2 separate regions of the Homo sapiens genome follow, and region 1 is linked to region 2. A link is an interaction called in ENCODE POLR2A ChIA-PET data of the cell type or tissue named here. Cell type or tissue: A673. All regions are shown on one strand. Each heading gives the region's core, and the rest is flanking DNA. Links, peaks and the distances in the headings are about the cores only.

Evidence for each region. Peaks named below come from ENCODE experiments on the same cell type or tissue, not always from the same donor. Only the 100,000 strongest peaks of a DNase experiment are listed, where the experiment ranks them.
Region 1: POLR2A ChIA-PET joins it to region 2 with 6 read pairs; 4 of 35 experiments call an interaction of 5 or more read pairs at or near these places.

Annotation. Positions count from the first base shown.
Region 1 is chr10:91,420,600-91,425,009 of GRCh38, reverse strand. All of the region lies in intron 1 of HECTD2 (HECT domain E3 ubiquitin protein ligase 2), which reads right to left. The region is part of intron 3 of HECTD2-AS1 (HECTD2 antisense RNA 1); the gene reads left to right. Among named protein-coding and RNA genes, the nearest start is that of HECTD2, 12 kb to the right of the region's middle. In A673, for the core only: no CTCF peak of the experiment used is centred there; a DNase peak (open chromatin) is centred at 1,859; H3K27ac peaks cover 1,686 bases.
Region 2 is chr10:91,350,292-91,354,701 of GRCh38, reverse strand. It overlaps HECTD2-AS1 (HECTD2 antisense RNA 1), which reads left to right. Exons shown (of 5, transcript NR_024467.1): 4 at 3,823-3,945. Among named protein-coding and RNA genes, the nearest start is that of HECTD2, 58 kb to the left of the region's middle. In A673, for the core only: no CTCF peak of the experiment used is centred there; no DNase peak of the experiment used is centred there.

The DNA of each region.
Region 1 (4,410 bases), core at 127-4,126, 70 kb before region 2:
AATGCACATAATTAGCATTGTTCCTTGCACATTATACACCCTCCATTAATGTTAACTACAATTTTAACTGTGTATTTAAATAATACTATTTTTGTGACCTCCATAAATATTATTTTTAATAAATAGGATGCATGTGATACCTTACAGGCTGATTCACTGAAGGCTATCCTCTCATTTGATGCAACTTTACAAGTTCAGGTAAAAAGATAACCCTTTAGAGTTTATGTTTTTCTAAGCACTGTGATTGGGCATACCAGAATTTTTTTTTAGAAGTAGTGCTAAGCACTTGGGATCCTTAGGCACAGGTAATAGCAATCTTCTAAAACATGGAATCTATCCATTATCACATCTTTCACAAAATAACAACTCTATAAAATTCATAGTACTTATTTAATTAATCAGTATTTTGTAATTATACAAAAAATCTTCACACATACTTTGAAGCGCAAGATTAAACTATAGAGCTGCCTCAGGGCTTATTCTCAGCTCTCTGGGATCTTTTTATACTATGTTCCAATTTCCAGATGCTTAAGAGAATACAGTAGTTAACTTCTTTTAACATCCACTTTTAAATTCTAAAGGTAACGTCTTCACTTTCACAGTAGAGGAAGAGTTTCTTTTTCATCTCCTCCTTCTTAATTCACCAGACTGATTGCCATTTACCTTTTCAGAATTCACTCATATAATATAGCAGAAGCATTTATGCTCACTAAATTCCCCATTCTCTTGCAGTTAGGTAGAGCCATCTGATTCATTCTAACAGGCCACAAGTGGAAAAGACGTCTGTCATTTCTGAGTCAGAAAGTACCAATGCATTTAAGACTGGGGCAAAACTCTAGCTCTTCTCTCTTTTCCTCGACTGTGGCAACCATCCAGGCTGAGTTGACATGTTAGAGCATCTGTTAGCTTGGGTTCTTGAGTGACTATGTGAAACAGAGCCAATCCTGACCAATGTTAGACTATATCATTAGCAATAATAAACCTTAATAGTTTTCAAACACTGAAACTTGGGGCTAATTTGTAACTGCAGAATAGCCTATCATAACTTGTTTCTGAAGCTTTTTCCAGTGTTCACCATTTCTATAAAACCAATCATTCTTATTTATTCTTCTAATTTATTTACATTGTTCCACTAAAATTATAATCATTCTAATGTTGGCCCTTCATGCTGGACTAGAAGTTCATCACAGAGCTTGTCATACAGTGAATCTTGTGCATAGGTGCTACACTTTAAATTTACTTTTTAAAGAAATTAATATAAAAGAGCCCAAAGAGAATAAATTTCAGACACTATACACATAGAATTAAGAAGTCTCTAGAATTAATAGACTTTTAGAAATTAGTTAACTCCTTCATTTCACAGAAAGGAAAGTGGAACTGTCTGAGACTCACCTAAAGTGACCTAACAAGCAATGGAGATGTAATGGACACTACATGGGAACCTGAGGGACACTTCCATGAGTAAAGTAAAAACACATATGCATTTTTTTGGTGTGACATTTTTGCCTGTTCATAGATTTTATTGTAATTTGTTTTTGCTTGGTCCTTGATTCTTGGCCAGATTTCAGCTCAGTAATGTCTGGGTTAATATTTCTGTGTTAGGAAACAAGTCATTTGTTGAGTACTTGTTATACACCTACTACTACAGTACCTACTTTAATACATTATAACATTCCTATATGTATTTACACCCCATTTTATAGATGGGGAAATTGAATTTCCATGCCCATGTTCACAGAGCTGATAAATGGGAAGCCAGGATTCAAACTCCAGTTTGAATGACCATGAAATCTGTATTCTTAACACTTATATTACAGTCTCCCACTATAGCAGCTGTCACTAATTAAGGGCTTAACATGTGACAGTACGTGTGTTGAACACATCAGCCTATTTTCACAACAACCCTTTGTGGCTGATGTAATCTCTACTTTTATAGATGTATGTTGAGTTAAATTTAATCGCTTTAGGAGCAATTCACCTAACCAGAGAATATTACATAAGCAGAACAACTAAGTGTACTTTAGGGAAACTTCTCATGTCCTAAACCATCTAGGAAAGACTAACATTTTCTTTTCTTCCCCCTTCCTTCACCTCTTCTTAATAAAAGAAGTCTCAAAGAATATTGCTTAGTTCACTTGTGGGATCTCCAAACAATAAAAATTAAGAATTCAATTAACAGTTATTCAACAACTATCAGTTCTAATGTCTAGTGGATTTACAGTCTCAAAGATAAGAGAGAAAATTGAAAAGAGAGGTAAGACAGTGATACACAATACCTTTCCATAAAATAGTCAGTAAATTATGTAATTTGCATAATATTGGTAAATTAAAGCAGTTTGTTCAGGTACACAAAACTAGTGTGTTGATTAGGAAAATGAAATATAAACAGGTTACATATTTGAAAAAGTAAATCATTCCTTATTATATGTATTAGGATGCTTAAATAAGAATTTTATTAATGACTGGGGCTAAGTTTGCTTACTTGTATATTTTGTTGTCAGAAAATCTTAATAATAGTGCGAACAAATGCCAAATTGGACACACAAATTTGACAGTTATAAGAAAGTAACCAATTTGTAAAATAAGGTTAGCCGTGCTTGTATAATAAATGGTCCCTCAGCAACAGACCTTTGTTAACTTAGCTGTAAACATCTACAATAATTTAACACATAGAAGGCATTTTTTCATTGACAACTGTCATGAATGTTATCTAAGACTAAGCAACAGTAGTATTTAGGGAGCAGTGTAGTTGGAATATAGAATCAGAAAGGGAGAATGGTCCAGCAAGATATGACTGGGAAGGTAGGTAGTGGCCATATTATGAGGCCTTCAGGCTACAGAGTATAGATTCTATCCTGAACAGAGATAGAGAAAAATCATTGAGGACTTCTAAGCAAGATATGACATGATCATATCTGTATTTTAGAAAAAAATCACTATGGTAGCAGTCTAGGGAATAGAATAAAGGGCAGAAATACTGGAAGCTAAACCAGGCCTACTGGAAGAAATGAAATTTGAATAGAGATAGTAATAATAGGGAATGAAGAGGAATGACAGCCTGGGCCAAGAAATGACCAAATTGTTAACAGCGATTTCAGGTGTAAGTCTGAAGCATAATGAAAATGAACAAACCCTCCCATAAATTATAAAGTAAGTGAAATAAACAATGTAAAATGCTTTCTTCAAATTTCAGAAGAATAGGCATATTTTGACACCTCACTGTATAGAAGAGGGCATCTTTGAAGAAAATTCTAGACTGGGTTTTATCAACATGATTTGTGAGTAACTACTAAAGGAACCAATGCTCACTAGGCAAAAGTATGCTTCGCATGATGAAATAATGAATTTTTATAACAGGGTTATTGTAATATATCAACAGAAAACCTATAACGAGCTTGTCCAACCCACAGCCCCCAGGGTGCATGCAGCCCAGGATGGCTTTGAATGCGGCCCAACACAAATTCATAAACTTTCTTAAAACATTATAAATTTTTTTTGTGATTTTTTCTTTTTAGCTCATCAGCCATAGTTTGTGTTAGTGTATTTTATGTGTGACACAAGACAATTCTTCCAATGTGGCCCAGGGAAGCCAAAAGATTGGACACAACTGATAATATAAGGACAGAACTGTGGGAAATATTGGCATGTATGATGTGAGCTGGCAAAGGAGATTAAGAATGAATGACCAAAGAAATCCAGAAGAAAGTGATGTGTTAAAAATATGGGAGGATAAAGTTTCAAGAAAAAAAAAAGGTCAATAATGTTAAATAATGAAGAGTGGTTAGGTCTAAAATGTGCCTAACGGAAATGGGCAACTATGAATCTTGAGGACAGCTGAGGTAACAGATTTAGGGTAATGGTGGTGGCACGGACTATACAAAATAAATTGACAAATGAATGGGAAGTTAGAAAATGAAAGCAATGAGCAAGGATGACTCAGAAGCTTTACTGAAGGGGAAAAAAGCCTGAGGGGGGGAAGAATGCAAAGGTTTGAGGGAAGATCTACTATGCACATTACCATGGCTGCCATCTAATGTTCCCTTATATTTAAATTGCCCCACTCATGGTCCCCATAGCATTGCTGTTATTCTTTGTGCAGGAATGGCTGTGGACTAGAGCTGAGGTAGGCACTCAACTAAGGGGCAACCCATCTGCAATTAGGGTAGCCATGTATTAGCTGGCTTGGCATGATGGACATTGATGCTTCCTAGTATGTCAATCAGAAGTCTTTCCAGATTTTAGACAGGGGAATATAGAAAAGACTGACTAGCTAAAAGAGAATAGCAGAGGCACAAAAAACAGCCAGTCTCTGTTCCTTTGCTTTCTGCTTCCAATCTATGTGCCTCATTCCAATAAATTCTCTTTTGCCAAAAGGAGGCATAGTAGACTGATTTTCTTTTTTTCTTTTTT
Region 2 (4,410 bases), core at 163-4,162:
TATGTCCTCACAGGCTTGTATACATTTGTTTTGGCAGCTTTGCTTAAAATAGTCAAAAACTGAAAATAATCCAAATGTTCATCAAAAGGGGGAATGGATAAACAAATTATGGTGCAGCCACTGAATGATTTTCAGCAATAAGAAGGAACAAGTATCAACATACACAAGATGGATAAATGTCAAAGGCTTATGCTGAGCTAAAGAAGCCAGGCACAGAAGAGTATATACCATATGATTCCATTTATATCAAACTTCAGAACAGGCACAATTAATCTCTATTGATAGAAAACAGATCAATGGTTGCCTGGAGCCAGGCGTCGGTGGTTGCCTGGAGCCAGGCGTGGGTGGATGCCTGCAGAGAGACATAAGGGAACTTTTTGGGTGATGAAATGTTCTATATTTGTCTTTACTAGGGTGGAGGTTTCACAAATTATACATTTGTCAAAAATCATTGAACTGTACCCTTAAAATGGGTACAGTTTACATTATGTGAGTTATACCTCAATAAAGATGGTTTAAAAATTGACATGGTCATGATATTGTGGGTTGCTGTCACATGGCATTTATACTTTTGGACATAGCTCTAGATACTCATGTCACCCAGAAATCCAGGTGAAGATAAAGGAATAATAACATGAAAAAGGAAAAAGAGAAAATAAAAATTACAGTTTATAGTTTCTAAATTCTTGTTAGCTTAGAAATACAATGACAGACCAGGCGCAGTGGCTCACGCCTCTAATTCCAGCACTTTAGGAGGCTGAGGTAGGTGGATCACTTGAGGTCAGAAGTTCAAGACCAGTCTGACTAACATGGTGAAACCCTGTCTCTACTAAAAATACAAAAATTAGTCATGTGTGGTGGCATGTGCCTGTAATCCCGGCTATTCGGGAGGCTGAGGCAAGAGAATTGCTTGAACCTGGGAGGAAGAGGTTGTAGTGAGCCGAGATTGTGCCACTGAACTCTAGCCTGGGCAACAGAGTGAGACTCTGTCTCAAAAAAAAAATATATATATATATGGATATATATGTGTATATATATGTATATCCATATATATATATGTGTATATATATGTATATCCATATATATATATGTATACACACACATATATATGTATACACATTGGATATATATATATATATCCAATGACATGCTATATAATCTTCGAAGGGTAGGAAATGGCTGTTGAATGGTGATGGGAAAGTGTATTAATTCATTCTCACTCTCATGGTGCTATGAAGAAATACTTGAGACTGGGTAATGTATAAAGGAAAGAGGTTTAACTGACTCACAGTTCAGCATGGTTGGGGAGGCCTCAGGAAACTTACAATCATGGCAGAAGGAGAACTGCAAACACGTCCTTCTTCACATGGTAGCAGGAAAGAGAAGTGCTGAACAAAAGAGGGAAAATCCCCTTATAAAATCATCAGATCTCATGAGAACTCACTCACTATCATGAGAACAGCATGAGGGTAACTGCCCCCATGATTCAATTACCTCCCGCCGGGTCCCTCCCAAGACATGTGGGGAACAATTTCAGATGAGATTGGGTGGGGACACAGCCAAACCATATCAGAAAGTTAGTTTATTCAAGTGAATGTGGGAAACACCTTCTGGAAATAGAAAAACTGGCATCCTATCCTGGTGTGTACCATCACATAAAAAGCAATAAATCCATGATTATCAACTTTATATGAATTAGAAGAGAGCTAAATGCACTCAACATTAAAACTCTGCTGAATAGTACTGGCTTTTGAATGACTCACCACGCTTGTCATCCCTTGGGCCATCATTTATAGACATTGTGCTATCAAAGAACTGAAGAGATTCATACAGAGATTAACAGATATCCTCTTAGTAGAAGGTGGGCAGCAAGGGAGTTTAATGCAGTTGTGTTTAAAAAGAGGCTATTCTGAAGTATAAAAAAGTGAATCCAATGAAGGAGATTTCAGGAACAATGGAGCCCAGTGAGGTGGGCCTAGTTTTCATCACCTTGGATCTCATATCACCATAAGCAAGCTTTTCTCCCTATTTGCAGAGGCCAGGAGGTGTTTTTCTCATCTGGTAAACATGTTTATTTTGGTAAGCAAAATAAACAATTTGCATTTCCTTGGAAAAAGTCCCATTATTTAAAGACGTTTTGGATTTTACCTTTTAACCACTCAAAAAAAAAAAAAAGTTACAAATGAAAAAAGACAAATGAGACAATCAACCAATTAAAATGTATTAAAATGTATGGCCCTAATAATTTAAAGCCTTATTAGAATAAATAAAATGTAAAAGCAAAGAAAAAATGTATAGGGACATGTGAATACTACTAGGTGAACATTGAATAGTATTCAGAAATCATTGTTAAAAATGTTTAGGTGTGATGACGGATTTGGGGTTTTGTTTTTAAAAAGTCATTTTTATGTACATACTGACATATTTATAGATGAAATAATGTAATGTGTGGCATTTGCCACTATATAATACCGTATATAGTGGCAAATGGGGAGGAGAACTATAAAACTTTGACTTAATATCAGATTCTTAAGGGAAAATAGCTCATGGGATTAATTATTATGGGTAAGTGTGAAAGTTTATTCTAGTGTGATGCTCTGGGAAACAGCTTTGGTGTTTCCTCTTCAAGCATTTGAAGCATGCTCCTAACCAGAGCCATAGAACAGTATCAAGAGCCCTCATAGCATTTTATTCTTTGGTTCAGAACTGCCTTATGCTCCACTGCCTTTTCCTTTTGCCCATGACACTCAGTCTCCATCTTTCTTGGCTTACAGCTGGCTACCCTGTCTTTCCTGGTGCTGATTCCAGGTTGATAGCTCTGATTAAGCCTTGGCACTTCCTTGGCACGCTGTTTCCGGTATGGACTCCTTTATCTCTGCATACACCCCAACCACAGCCAAGTGGCACGATGTTCTCCAATGTTCCCAACCTCCTGGGTAAAACACTGGAAGAAGCTCCAAAGAACCTGTCTGTTTGACAATGTAGAAAGGAAACTGATGTAAATACATAGTTTTCACATCTAACCATCAGAATCGAAAGAGAAAAGAGTGACACTATAGGTGCATTACAATTTCACTGAGGAGTTGGATAAGCAGAATTACAGATACCACAGGAACAATCCTGGAAACTGATTAAATTCACTTTCTAGTTATACTTTGAATTTCATCAGAATGCTATAAATTGTCATTTAAAAACCATGGTTCAAGTAATATAATATTTTTCAAACTGCAGGACATGTTCCTTTCATGGGTTGCGAAATTAATTTAATAGGCAGCCAAAAACATTTGTAACAGACTAGTCTAGACTAGTCTGGAAGGAAATAAATGGAAAATATTAAAGTGAATCATACATAGTAAGAGTGAATATACTTTCTATAGAACTTTTGTTTTAGTTTAGCAAGTGTGTGTGTGTGTGTGTGTGTGTGTGTGTGTGTGTGTGTGTTGTCACAGTATAAAATCAATTTCTTACTGTGACCATTTCCAAAAATATTTGAAAATCCTTATGTAATGAATTTCTATATATGATATCAAAAAACCAAAAGGATTCAGGGGGCAAAAAAGGTAACTCTGAAGGAAAATTTCTGTCAAAACAAAATCCTGGTAATTCAATAACTAACTTGTTACCCGAATCAGAGAGCTAATCCATGCCAACCAGTCAGAAACCGTAAATAACCTGGCAGAAGGAACAGGCTACTAGATGTCATCTGATTTGTTCTTTTTGTGTGGTTTTGCTGACTATGTTTTCCTGTTGAATTTAAAAGGCCCCACTCATTTTTGTTACTTGGTAACTGCCATTTTCAGACTAGCTTTTGTCTGTTTCTAGATGAAGCCTGCAGGACACCAGCTGACAGTGGAAGGACTGAGGAAGGTTGTATAATTTTGTGCAAGGTCCACCACAAATCCAGCTGAAGAACTGCTCCAAAGTTTAGGTCATGGCAAGAACAAGGTAAGATGACATTAGTCACTCAAACACAGACTCAAGCTGCAACAACTAATGCTCCTATGAGACTGGCTATATGCCAAAGTCATATTTGGCCAAAGAATATATGCCCTTTGAAATCCCAGCAGGCATAGACCTACAAATTCTCAGCTAATGAGATGTTCATTCATTTTTACAGCTCCAGGGTGGAGAAAACAATTTCCCCCTTGCCAAATTTTTCTTTTATGTAAAACTTTAAATAAGAACTAAGAGATTTCATAGTGTCTGCAAACCTGGAAGTTTTTAATACAAATCCTCTAAAAGTTTGTGTCACTCACAGCTTCTTGCTGGTTTTTTTTTTTTTTTTTTTTTTTTTTTTAGAGCCTCCTCAAAATGGACTTGCATATTCCCCTTCTAGAAGGAGTAGATTATTCAAACCCTTTAAATCAAAGCTGGGCATGGTAGCTCATGCCTGTAATCCCAGCACTTTGG